Regions from separate parts of the Homo sapiens genome. Here region 2 is linked to region 1. The links are chromatin loops, found by intact Hi-C in ENCODE. Cell type or tissue: Calu3. All regions are shown on one strand. Links, peaks and the distances in the headings refer to the core of each region. The heading gives the core; the rest is flanking DNA.

Evidence for each region. A loop is a pair of places that touch in the nucleus more often than their neighbours do. Peaks named below come from ENCODE experiments on the same cell type or tissue, not always from the same donor. Only the 100,000 strongest peaks of a DNase experiment are listed, where the experiment ranks them.
Region 2: a loop joins it to region 1, with 5 times the contacts of the local background. A loop is called at or near these places in 15 of 110 quality-filtered maps.

Annotation. Positions count from the first base shown.
Region 1 is chr9:104,389,135-104,397,811 of GRCh38, reverse strand. No RefSeq gene overlaps it. Among named protein-coding and RNA genes, the nearest start is that of OR13F1, 110 kb to the left of the region's middle. In Calu3, for the core only: no CTCF peak of the experiment used is centred there; no DNase peak of the experiment used is centred there.
Region 2 is chr9:104,739,192-104,744,779 of GRCh38, reverse strand. The region is part of intron 1 of LOC107987105 (a long non-coding RNA gene); the gene reads left to right. Among named protein-coding and RNA genes, the nearest start is that of NIPSNAP3A, 5.7 kb to the left of the region's middle. In Calu3, for the core only: a CTCF peak has its summit at 1,191 (motif pointing right); a DNase peak (open chromatin) is centred at 1,189.

The DNA.
Region 1 (8,677 bases), core at 3,751-6,250:
TCTTGTTGAAAACTGCTTCAGCAGGTCAAAACTGTTTTTTGGTCATTTGCCATGTGACAATGCATCTTTCATCTGAGAACACACAAACCTGATTAAACTGTTATGTGGGGTGCATTGCACAGCAAGCTTAGTTTGTTTCATTTCATTGAGATCATATATTTAAGTCATAACAAGAAACAGAATGAGAGCATGTGTTTCCTTATGTATTTTTAATTATGTCATGAACATTTTTACATGATTGCTGCTGTATAATAGCTCCATCTGAGAAAAAAATCAGCCACTTCTACCTCCCAAATGATGTCATTGTTGTCACTGGATGTGAATGAAGGAAGGTCACCTCATGGAAGAAAGAAATGACAAGGTTGTGTCTCTGCAGCATGACTGTCGATGAACCTTTTTAATCTACCTCCTAACAAGATAGCTGGGGGCTGGATAATTGACAAGATCACATATTTCCCAGTCCTGCTCAGACTTTTGAAACTCAAAGTAGAAAATGTTCACTCCCAGAATGCTGAAAAATCAGAGTGGGTGATATCTGATTGCTACTCAATGTTGTAGAAAGTGGATACTTTGTTGAGAAAACTGTCTTGCTGTTTGTCTCCAGGTTCTCAACATTTTACTCACTGACTTATAAAAAGAATACATTATATAATTGGGCCCTGGAGAGGGAGGAAGTAGTCTGTACTGATTTTTGGCTACAAGTTCTACTAAAACATCAGGGAAACATTATCATATATGCTATTTAATTAATGTAATTACATAGAATAATATTTCTCAAACTTTTGACAACTTTAGGTCACTAATTTCAAGTAAGTTTAACAAAAGATTCATTTGTCCAGTTTATTACTTTATTTCCAGCTTTACCAAGGTTTAATTGATAAACAAAAATTATATATATTTATGGCATAAAATGAAATGTTTCAATATCTGTATATATTGTACAATAATTAAATCAAGCTAATTAACATATCCTTCACCCCTCATATTTATTTTTTATGGTGATAACATTTAAGATCTACTCTTTTAGCAATTTGCAAGTACATATTGCATTATTACTAACTATAGTCACAATGCTGTCCATTGGTGACATAAGTCCAATACTTATTTTGGAATAAGCGTCCAAAACTTATTCCTCCTATCTAACTGAAACTTTGTACTCTTCGACCAACATCTTCCCATCTCCCCTTCGCTGCCCCTGGTAGCTACCATTTTGCTCTCTGCTTCTATGTGTTCAACTGTTTTAGATTTCACATATAAGTAAGATCATGCGGTATTTGTCTTTCTGTGCCTGGCTTATTCCACTTAACATAATGCCCACCAAGTTCATCCATGTTGTCCTAATTGACAGGATTTTCTTCTTTTCAAGGCTGGATAGCATTCGTGTGTGTGTGTGTGTGGAAGTGGATGTGTGTGTGCACACGCAAACCTCAGATTTTCTTTATCCATTCATCCACTGATGGACACTTAGGTTGATTCCAGACCTCAAAAACACAGGCAGCAAAAGCAAAACTAGACAAATGGTATTGCATCAAATTTAAAAGCTTCTGCACAGCCAAAGAAATGAATAACAGTGAAGAGGCAGCATGCAGAATGGGAGAAAGTACTTGCAAACCATACATCTGATAATGGGTTCATATCCAAAATACATAAGGAACTCAAACAATTCAATAGTAAGAAAACAAAGAACCCGGTTTAAAAATGGGCAAAGAACCTGAGTAGACATTTCTTTAAAGAATACATAGAGGCTGGGTGCGGTGGCTCACACCTCTAATCTCAGCACTTTGGGAGGCCGAGGCAGGTGGATCATGAGGTCAGGAGTTCAAGACCAGGCTGGCCAAGATGGTGAAACCACGTCTCTACTAAAAATACAAAAATTAGCCAGGTGTGGGGGCGGGCACTTGTAATCCCAGCTACTCAGAAGGCTGAGGCAGAGAATTGCTTGAACCCTGGAGGCAGAGGTTTCAGTGAGGTGAGATCACGCCACTGCACTCCAGCCTGGGCAACAGAGTGATAGTTCATTTCCAAAAAAAAAAAAAAACAAAAAAAAACAAAAAAGCATACAAATGGCGAAAAAGTATATGAAAAAATGCTCAGCATCAGTAATCATCAGGGACATGCAAATTATAAACACAATGTGATATTACCTCACACGTGTTAGAATGGCTGTTATCAAAAAGTCAGATGATAGTAAGTGTTGGTGAGGATGTGGAGAAAAGGGAACCCTTGTACACTTTTAGTAGGCTTGTAAATTGGTACAGTCATTTTTGAAAATAGTATGGAGATTCCTCAAAAAATTAAAAATGGAACTACCATATGATCCAGCAATCCCAGTTCTGGATATATATCCAAAGGAAATGAAAACAGTATATTATATATGCACTCCCATATTCATTGATGTATTCTTTTTAATGCATTTTTCTGTAGGGAGACCCCCTGAAACTATTGCTACGGAATAAAAGATGAAATGCTCCTGATTATTGTAAATACAAAATTGCATGCAGAATTGTGTAACGACAACCCAGGTTGGACTGCCAGAATGAGCCAACAGCACGTGATGTGCTTGCCCCTGCAGAGAGCCTATGAATGGACGTGCAGTCAGGGAGGTTTCATATCACCAAGATTCCTATCCCAGAAAAGCAGATGTTCATAGCTCTGGGAATGGAATGAGACCCTTGTGGAGAGCCTATAAACGGACGCATGGGGGCGCCTGTCGATATGGATAAGATAGGGCTATAGACGCCCTCATCTTGCCATGGCTCTTCTAGGCCTCTTTAGGGTTAAGGCATACTCCCTTCTGAGAATTTCTGGTCTAACCCGTTGTCTAGCTTCACGTCCTGTTTCTATGGATTGTTTGTAACCAGCTTTTGCTGCAACTGTTACTGCTGATTAATATCTTGCTAATCATAGGTTATGGAAAGACTAAGTTTCTGTTTTAAGGCTCTGTTAGAAATTACTGATGCACACACTATATTGTAAATTCTTATCCCTGTATACTGTACTTCTGCATACAGATGTTATGTTAAAGAATTACTTCATCCCCATGTGACCATCTCACCTCATAATCAAATGACCGTAAATCCCTCACTAACCTACCCCTGACCTCACTAAACTTAATAATAAATGCTGGTATATCCAGTGCATTGTTGGCACCATGGGACTAGAAGGCAGCGACCCCCCTGGACCCAGCTTTCACTATCTTGTGTGTGTCTATTATTTCTCAACCTGCCGATCCGCCTAGGAACAAAGAGAGAGCCCCATTGCATTGTGGGCTGCTGGCCAGATCCCACAATATTTTTGCATTAAATTAGAACATTCTAATTTACAACTATAGTTATCAGGAAGGACGATAGTGTTCAGTGTCTCTGTTAGATGGTTCTAGAGATTCAGATTCAAATGGACCCAAAATGTATAGATAGATTTTTTTTTTCAGAGACTACTTGACACTCTGTAATTTCATCTCAAAAGCTGAAAAGTAAAATGTCTGAACATGAAACATAATAGTGAATGGGTCTCTATCAACTCCTTGTTTTAAACATCTCTGATAACTTCCCTTCAGATTTTGAGTAAACATGCCTCATAATATATACAAACAACTTTATTCTCCAGCAGGTTAAAAAAAAATTAGGTATTGTGAAAGAGTGAAACTGTCAGGCATCAATCCATCTGCACATGGTTTAGTTTTCTCATGAAAACTTAATACAGTATCCTTAACCCGAAAAACATATATTTTAGCACCAGTATCATAGGTTCAGACTGCGCTAGGTCCTGCTCATATTGAGAGGCACAGTATAGCTAAGTAACTTAAAATCCTGGAAATGATCTGGCATTATTAGAAATGTTTCATCTAATAGCTCATTTCACTTACTTAGGTGCCTCTATAATCAGTGTTCTTAGATACAATAAAGCATTTATTCACATAACACCTTGGGACGTATGCACTGTTCAATCATATTAACAATTATCTTCTTCTCTTTTGACTGTGCATTGAGATTAGGAGTAGGCTGTAGGCTGGACAGCTTGGGTTTGAACCCCTGCTCCTTCACTTACTTGCTGTGAGGCTGTGGACAACTTCCTTAACCTCTCAGTTTCTGCATTGATAAGCCAAAGAGCCTACCAGATAGTAAAAACTTCATAGGTCATTATAGGAATTCAGTTAGTTCATATAAAGGTGCTTGATACATAATAAATGTTCAGTGCATGTTATCCATTGTTGTATACGAATAACACAAAGGCTAAGAAGTTACTCAAATATCAGTGATTTTATTTAATTGTGAAGTGAAGCATGTGTAGTACATGTAGTTTTAATTTCTTCTAAATAATTATGCTTTATTAATGAGAACTCTTTCTGATGCAAATTGAAAGAAAACAATCTTATAACTTGCTTAATTAGAAAAAAAAGAATGCATTGTCTTAAACAAACTGCAGTCCTAGAGGAGACTTTGCATTAAGCCTGTCTGAATTAGAAATCAGAAAATGTTATCAATAATAAATCTCTCTCTCTCTTTCTGTCTCTCTCCCTCTCCCTCTTTTCAGTCTCTTGGTTCTGCTTTTTCCTGATTTAGCTTTATTCTCAGGAAAAATAGCCTTGAGCCACTCTGTGCATACAGTTCTTAACTATCACAACTCAGAAAGAAAAAGAGACTTTCCATTTCAGAACTTCTATATAAATTCTCATGATGAATAAATACATTAAAAAAATCGGTCTCTATAGTTAAGTTTTGTTTATGAAAAAAAAGTCAGTCTCTATGGTTAATTGTCCTTTCCAACCTATCCTCTAGAAACATTTTTCCTAATCCCTGGATGAAATCTCAGCATGTTCTGTATCTTTTAGATAGTAACAAATAGTTTTATTTCCCAGTCTGAAAAATCCAAGCTTATATTAAGGCTTCAATGTTTCATTTACTTTAAAGTTTCTTCCACTTCCTAGCTTGGCCCTTCTTCAGACTGAAAATTCTGGAATGGGAAAATGCAGATGATATTGGTTCCCTCACCTATTTTCTCTTTTTCTTCTTGTCCTCCTTTTCCAGCGTTGGAATGAATTCTCTAGTGTTGGAACGGGGAGCAAAGAGAGGTAAGGGACAGGAAAGGTTTGTCTGGAGTACATGAGGTGTCCCCTGGCTAAATACACATTATTTCCTGTTTGGTTCTTGGGTTCTGAGAGGCATCCCAGGACTTTCTCTGGAGAGTTTACTCACCACTTCAGATGGTGCTCTTGATAGGAAATCCTTTAAAACAATCAAGTTCAGTTGTCTTCTACAGGATCTATATCTGGCCTCACATTGTGCCCCCAAACTCTGGAAATCTAGGCCACCTCTAGCACAGCTTTCTTGGCCGGGGTTGGAAATGAGACTGCCCGAGGGCAGCCTGAACTGGCCTTGTGCTCTTATCTGACTTGGTCAGGCCTCCCCACAGCCCTAGTCCAGTGCTGCCTGACATTGGGTAGGTAAACTTTTCCAGTTCAGGAGTTGTCTTTGAAGGTGACTTTGGCTCTTCCGCAAGGTCATTTTTGTACTTAGCTTTATCAGTAGCACTGGTAATATTTTGGCCTTCAATTTTATTGTTTTATTTTTGACATTGTTCAGAATCTAGGCAGGGCAAAGGGGTTCTCTTTTTGGATAAGCTGAAGAATCTCAGTGGTCTAGACTACCACACTAAGAAACATTAGTCTACTGGGGAAAATATAGAATGAAATGGGAGATGGTATAGGACATGACCTCTGCCTTCAAATGTTTAATCTAATTAGGGAGCTAGGCAAATAAATTATCATGAACAATTCAATGTGCTGAAAACAATAAGGGCTGCATTTATTGAGTATTAACTGTGTTTCAGGCTTTACAGATGTTTTCATTTAATCTTCACAGCAACCCTGATTTAGAGGCTATTACCATCTCCATTTTACAGATTGAGGCTAAAAGAGTTCAAACAGCATGTCTCAAATTAAGAAGAGTCAGAGCTTATATTTGAAACCAGATCTGTCTGATCTTAACTTCTTAATTGGCAAGCACCCTGTAAGGCCTCACTTGGACTTTTAGAAGCTTAGGGTCTAACAGAGAGCCTGACATGCAAATCTTCCACATTAAAGTAGCAAAACGAGAAAGACATTACTTCTATCAACTGCTTTGATACAGTAAATATCATATTAGAATAAGGCCTTTCTTCATATGCTGATGTCATTACCTGGCAATGGCAGAACATCCTAGGTATAAATCCTTGCCTCCAGCACCTAACCAGTTCAGATACTCTCCACTTCACTTATGTATACTGACCACCTGTGTGTCTTGACCAAACCCAGTGCATTTTTAGAATATTCTCAAATGTATGCAAACTCTACTCAGAATCAGAAAATCCCCCAATTTCTGAGCTTTCAAATATTTTATTTTTATGGTACTTTATTAATATAAAGAAATGTGACACTTTAAATTTCATGAAATAATAAGTAACATTAGTTTTCTATTTTTATTTTTCAGATGATTTTATACACATCTGTTTATCTGATACCTTTAACAATGTCATGGCGTATACTATTATAATTATCAACATTATAGATATTATGTTAAGGAACCTAAGACTCAAAGTTCTAAACAGGTAGTTTATAACTAAGTTACACAAAGACTGCAGCTGGGTGGATTCTCTTCTGATTGTAAATTCTATACTCTTTCTATTCTACCTCAGTGACTCAGATACTGCCAGCAATCGTTCTAGCTTTTCCTTGATGAGTTCCTATAGAATGATAAATATCTTCACAAAGTTCCCAACATCACTGCAAGAGCTGATTATTGGCTGGCTAGAAACAAAACATATATCAGACACTGTGGGAAAGCACAAGTGCATTTTTAGAGGCATTGTTTTTAATCATGAAAAGCTGGTACGACAGGCAATTTTTTGAAATATTAAATTGTGTTTTGCTTTTCCAGCTATAAAAATGAAAAAAGAATGAGTAGTATTTCTGCTTTATGCTTTGTATTTTCCTCCTCTCATTCTAAAAAGGCAACAGAACTTTGCATTCCCTTCCCTTTGATGTAATTGCTGAGCCAAAGCAAAATAACCGAAGAAAATCACTTTTTATGGCCTTTGTGGAGGCTTAAATTTATGAAGGATATCATGAGAGGGAGGGAAGAGAAGTATCATCCAGAATGAAGAGAAATAGATAAAAGCAGTGAAATCTTGGGGTATACCACACAATTTAAAAGGGGATGACAATCTGCTAATTTATGGAATATTTGACATGTGAAGTTGGCTCCATTGTCAATACCCATGGGTGCAGGAAGGACCCCTGCACCCCTCAAAAGGGAATGACAATTTGGTAAATCTCAGGAAGCTGGACCCTAGACCCTGGGGCTGGAATGCAGGCTGAGATTCAGATGGCAGAGCCTGGTACAAAAGCTCCAGAGCCACAGGACTTTGAAGTTCGGTGTAGGATAAATTTACCAGCTCTTCTCGAATGTTCTAAGGGCAGGAGAAGCCTATGTGAACATACAGTTTTACAGGAGCCTTCATCATCATCTTTGAATGAGGGCAGGGGCACAAAGAGGGTTCTCAAAAATTAATTTTCTGAACAGCTATTATCTGGAAACTTGATGTTATATTTAATTGTATTTTAAAATAATATATTATATATATGTATGTATATTTGTGTGTGCATGGGGTGAAGTTGAATAGACGAAATGAACTTTCAAATTGTAAATACTTTCTGATAAACAGTAATGAGTACTTGGGGGCTCATAATACCGTTCTCTTTCTTTGTATGTGAGAATTTTTCATAAGAAAACATTTTTAAAAGACAATAAAGTAAGGTAACAATTCTTTACCTCTCTTATATAGACTAAGTTTCATGCTGGCCATGCTGGAAGGATCCCAAAAAGCACCACACAAAAGGAATAGCTAAGTAGTGACGCCTGCCATGGGCTTAGAGTAGACAAGTGGCAATATATGTGACTTGTATTTTCCATCCTTCAGCAAGATTCTCCAACTATTTTTGACATAAACAAAGTCATCAGAAATCAAAATATTACAATTCAGTCATCTTTACACAGAAATAGAACAAATATATCACACTTTTGTGGGGATAGATTAATAATTTGAAGCAATAGCCATATCTTTTATTAGAAATAAAGTTATTGCCCAATATTTGATTCTACAGCCCTTTTGCAAAAACCTAAGTGAAACATTTCTGCTTGCTTTGATTCCTGGAAAGTATCTACGAGGAATAGAGATGGGATTTAACTAGAATCCCTGATCCACTAACGCTGCTAGATGCAGTTAATCCTGCTAGCTTTGGTCCACAAGACTGGAAGAAGATAAAATAAAACGTGGCTTGGATCCTCCCCAGTGTGCGGGGGCTGGACTTCATTTCCAAACTCAGAAAAAAGCCTTGGAATCCAACATTTGCCTCCACCAGCAGTCCTGATGCCCTAAGCCTTCTCCCCATCTCCTACTGGCTCTCTGGGATGGCACTATCAGATGTGCAGGGCTCCAGGGTGCTCAGATTCTTGCTCTTTCCAGAGCCCAAGGGCTGTCAGCTTTACCGATGCTCCTGAGTTGCCAGGCTCTAATTCTGCCATAGGACCTGCAGCTTGAGCAGGCCCAAAAGCCTAAGCCTACAAGGCTCCTTCTTCACGATGAGGTGTGTAACACTAAGATACCCTGAATGAAGGAAAGTCTGGCTGAGGGAATCTAA
Region 2 (5,588 bases), core at 1-2,500, 350 kb before region 1:
GTTACATAACTGTTAGCTATAACTTTAGGCTTTTGCAAATCAACCACATTAATGCAGTTGTAATAATTAATTCACATCCCTTTAGTATGCTATTCTATTACATGAAAATACCTTGTTTTTTTGTCCATCTGACTATTATAAACAAAGCTGTTTGAATTTATTTGTAGATGTCTCCTGGTTCCGCCAGAAGAATTTCTCTAGGGCAGGTATTACTAACCTTTTTTTGTGTCTTAAAATCCTTTCAAAATCTTGTGAGCCTGTGGATCCCAAATGTTTTTAAATGTATAACAAATACATAGGGTTGCAAAGAAAACAAATACAGTGAAAAAAGTGAACTAGAATAATCAAAATACAAAATCAAATATGAAAAAAATGAACTAGAATAATGAAATATAAAAAACTTTTTAAAAAGAAATAGAGATGCTTCTTTATTAGGGCACTAAAAAACAATATCTAATAGTGGGTGTAAAAGATGTAATTTTGAAGTAGTGATAAGTGTGGAAGAAATTTTTATGTATTTACAACAACTATAAATGGAATTTGACATTGTCTATAATATTTATTGGTTACAAAGTCACAGGTCCTGCTAATATTGTGGTTTGTTGCCTACCTTCATAAAGGAAATGGTTAATTTTAGTTAGAAGTTGTTGCCAATAAAGATGGAATTGTTATTCATCCAACTTATCAGACCCTCTGAATTCTATCTATAGATTCACTCAGGATCTGTGTACTGGAAATTACAAACCACTACTCTGGATTACATACCCAGGAGTGGAATTGCTCGGTCATAAGTTATGTACATATTCATCTTTACTAAGTAGTGCCAGACTGTTTAATAGCAATGTATGAGGTTTTCCTGACCAATTTTTTATTATTGCCCATCTGGTCTGACGAATGTGAAGATGCATTTTTATACCTTTCATAACAAATAGGTATCCGTTGAAATGTGGTGGGAATTGTATGAGGTGAGCAAAGGAAACTTGATGGTGTTCCCGCTTGGTTTTTTTCGAAGGTCAGACTTATGCAGAAGCGAGCAGGTAGACCCAATTCTGGCCCAACTGAATAGGCCAGGTAATGCCAGTGCTGGCCCAACTGAATAGGAGGGCAGTAGCTCTACATGTAAATTCTAGATGCTTATATTCTGGTACTACATCCCTGGGTACTTTCTTGTTTGGGTGCTTTATTATTCTGCAGCCACTAGATGGTGGCATAGACTCACTTTTCCTTCATTCGGTGTTAGTGTGTGCATATGTCTATTTCTGTTATTTTTGAGTTCCTGTAATGTAAGTTATAGGTATTTATAGAGTAGACTTAACTTACAGTTTTTTTTGTGTGTGATACTGGATTATGTATAGAAGAAAAACTTCTGTAAAGGCAGGTTACTAGTAATAATAAGGCGGGTTAATAATTAAAAAAATCATTTTTTATTCAGTTTTCTTTAAAAAGAGACCTACTGATATCACCAAATATTTGTTAAGCACCTGTTGTATGTTGAACATTGAATTAAATGCCTTAATGAAGAAAAAAGAAAAAACCACCACTGCATGCTTCTTTCTGAGGTGGTCAGCATGTCTTGATATTTCTGTATTAGTCTCTTTTCAGCTAGAGTTCTTGGAGTAAAGCAGTAAAGACTTGTGAATAGCTAAATATTTAAGTATACTAGAAATGTATTTAATTTTTTTCTATTAATGAAGTATTTTTATTTCTAAAACACATAAACATGTTTATATATCCATTACCTCTTTTTAGATATAAAAATTGACTTTTACGTTTTCCATTGGAAAATGAATTTTAGTGCTAATGACATTTTAAATCCTGATATCAGTGAATACAATTATTTCCCAAAATAGGCTTTGCAAATCTTTCGCTCTGAATAATCCCTGTGCCTCACAACTGGAGTCGGGGAGAAATTTTATTAGACAAATATTTCTGAACCTTTTGCTATTTGTTTCAGATTTTTCTTATTAAATATGGCTCGTTTTTTTTTTTACTAGGTGTTTAAGTCGAGATATCTTCTAGCTTTAAGCACTTACACACTTTGTTAGTACATATTTTTTTTCATTAAGTTCCCCTTCCAAATGAACACTCATTATTCGATGCTCGCCAGTGTTTTCTTTACCTCCACAAGTTGTCCCAGGTACCTACTAGCTGGGTAATTGATTAACTTTCTAATCTGAGTTAGATTTACTTGACTCTCATTGATTGTTTTTATAGCATCTTTAAGTTTGTTGTATTTTATTTATTCTCAATGTTGTATTGAGAGCTAGAACTTTAATGCAAGGGGCAAGTAGGCTGTGTCCAACCAAAAGGGGCCTATTGCCTCTTTTGGTCTTTATTAGGTGTTTCACGATACTGCCTAGGATTTTCGACACATTCTTTCTGAACTAAGTTCAAATGCCTCACTATCGCTTTTGAAGGTTAACAGAAATAGTTTATGGGAAATTAGAACTTCTCAGATTAATATTCCCTCTGAAAAACATTCTAAGTTGTCTTTTCATGATAGCTTAATAGTGCTATTAGAAGTTGCCTTCATATCCAAAATTATTTTCTTCTCATATAAAGATACTGAGTATTAAAAAAATACATTTCCCGCCGGGCGCGGTGGCTCACGCCTTTAATCCCAGCACCTTGGGAGGCCGAGACAGGCGGATCACGAGGTTAGGAGATCGAGACCATCCTGGCTAACACGGTGAAACCCCGTCTCTACTAAAAATACAAAAAATTAGCCGGGCATGGTGGCAGGTGCCTGTAGTCCCAGCTACTCCGGAGGCTGAGGCAGGAGAATGGCGTGCACCCGGGAGGCGGAGCTTGCAATGAGCCGAGATGAGGCCACTGTACTCCAGCCTGGGCGACAGAGCGAGACTCCGTCTCAAAAAAAAAAAAAAAAAAAGTTTCCCAATTTTCATACTCCCTTGGAGTCATCTGAAGCTTCCACTTAGCACAAAATAAAAACTGGGAAGAAAGTTAATAAAAGTCATAACTTTAGAGGGTACTTCAGTATAAGTCCTGTTTCATATTATTTTTTATTAAAAATCAGTTGGTCTTGCCAGGTGCTGTGGCTCACGCCTGTAATCCCAGCACTTTGGGAGGCAGACTGGCAGATCACTTGAGGTCAGGAGTTCAAGACTAGCCTGGCCAACATGGTGAAACCTTGTGTCTCCACTAAAAATACAAAAATTAGCCAGGTGTGGTGGCAGGCACCTGTAATCCCAGCTACTTGGGAGGCTGAAGCAGGAGAAGTGCTTGAACCCAGGAGGTGGAGGTTGCAGTGGCCCAAGTATGCACCACTGCACTCCAGCCTGGGTGAGAGTTTCAAAAACAAACAAAAACATTTGGTCCTTTGCCTCTTTGTTGTTTTTTGTTTGTTTTCTCTTCTTTGTTTTTGGAATGAAGCATATTTGTTAATTTATATTACTAAAGTCTCCTTTATAATTACCTGTTTATTGAGAACTGAACCCTCTTTGGTTAGTTCTCATACCTACTTGGCTGCCCTTTCATTTTTTAAAGGTTTTAAGAAATATTTACTTAATCTCAGATCACTTGTTCGGTTCTCATCCCTTTTTTTCTCAGAGAATGTCAGTGATGCCTATTTACCGACAAGGGGTCATCAGATTTTATTATTTCTGATATTTCTTACATGCTGTTATGTAGTATACCTTTTACTTAAGTCCTTTCTTACTTTCATTTCACTCTGTAAAGCTGATATTTACATTTTAGACTAAAACACACAGCAAAGAGGAAGCTTAAAGAAGTTAGGTGGTTTGCCAAAGGTAACAAAATAAGCCATTTAGAGCTGGTTGGCTCATTTTAATTGCTCTCTTACAATCCAATATTTGAGCATATTGTAACTTTGTTCCTCTTTCTCTTTTGATACTTAAATATTCCCAGGTTTATAAATAATGCTTCAATGAGTAATTTTGTAGATATGTCCTTAGGCACATCCCTGTAAGTGGAATTAATGAGTCAACTTTACAATTTTTGGTTCACCATAGCCATTTATGCTCCCAGGCAGTGAATCGTATTTCCTCTTCCTGCACATTCTTGCAATTCTTGTAAGACTTTAATATTTGCATATCTTATGGATGAAAAATGTTTCATTGATTTCATTTATATTGCTCTGATTTCTTGTGAATTGAGAATCTTTTCATAATTTTATAGGCCATGTTGTTTTTCTTTTGTTGAGGTCCCTGTTTATATTCTTGGCCCAATTTTTTATTTTGTTGTTCATCTTTTTCATATTGATTTGAATGTTGCAATCCTGTCCCCTCAGCCTCGCAAGGTGTGGCTGGGATTAGAGGTGCACAACCATGCCTGGCTTGGTTTGAATGCTTTAAAAAATATATATATATATTCCGGCCGGGCGTGGTGGCTCATGCCTGTAATCCCATCACCCAAAAGTGATGGGAGGCCGAGACAGGTGGATCATGAGGTCAGGAGGTCAAGACCAGCCTGGCCAAGATGCTGAAACCCTGTCTCTACTAAAAATACAAAAAAATTAGCTGGGCATGGTGGCACATGCCTGTAATCCCAGCTACTTGGGAGGCTGAGGCAGGAGAATCGCTTGAACCCTGGGCGGCAGAGGTTGCAGTGAGCAGAGATTGTGCCACTGCACTCCAGCCTGGGCGACAGAGCAAGACTCCATCTCAAAACAAACAAAACAAAAACTTCCAGACTAATCTTTTTTTTGGATGTATGTTTTACTGATATGTTCTCCCATTTGTAGCTATTATTTAAACTTTCTAAGAGTATTTTGCCATATAGGTGTTTCTAAATTTAAATTATTGGTCTCATGTTTTTGTGCTTTTCCCCCTATTTAAGGTATACTTTCTTTTTCCTTGTGCATGATGATATTCTTGTATATTTTCCTGTAGATATTTTTACAGTTTTGCTTTTGCCCTTTAGGTATTTAATCTCTCTCAAGTTTATTTTAGTCACAGTATGAGGTGTAGATTTAATTTGATCTTTTTTTCAATATTAGTAGTCCATTACCAAAGAACAGTTTATTAAATAGTTCATTTGTTCCCTACCGATTTGTAATGCCATTATAAATCAAAGACCATTCACTTGGGATATAAACTTCCACAGATGCCTAGGCTATTTCTGGATCCTTCTAATCTGTTCCATTGATTAATTTGTCTTTACCTGTATCAGTACTAAGCAATTTGAATTACTGTAGCTTTATTATCCATCTTGACATTTTGTATAGTAAATATACATTTCTTATTATAACATTGTCTTGGCTATTCTTTGTCTTTGCTATTCAGTATGAATTTTTGGATAAGTTTGAGAAACTAAAAAAAATCTCAGTATCATTTTGATGGAAATTATATTAGATTTACAGAGAAATTCTGAATAAATTCATATATTTATTCTTGAATTTCCTAACATGAACAAAATTTGTGTCCCCAGTTTTTGGGAGGTTTTTCTGTGTGCTTTAATGACGATTTATATTTTTCCTCAAAAATTCCTTATGCAGTTTTTATTCATTGGCATTTTATAGTTTTTGTGATGTCATGAGATGCACTTCAAAGTATATTCTCTAACCAGTTGTGTTTCCTGCAGAAAATACTATTGAGTTGATCTTGTGG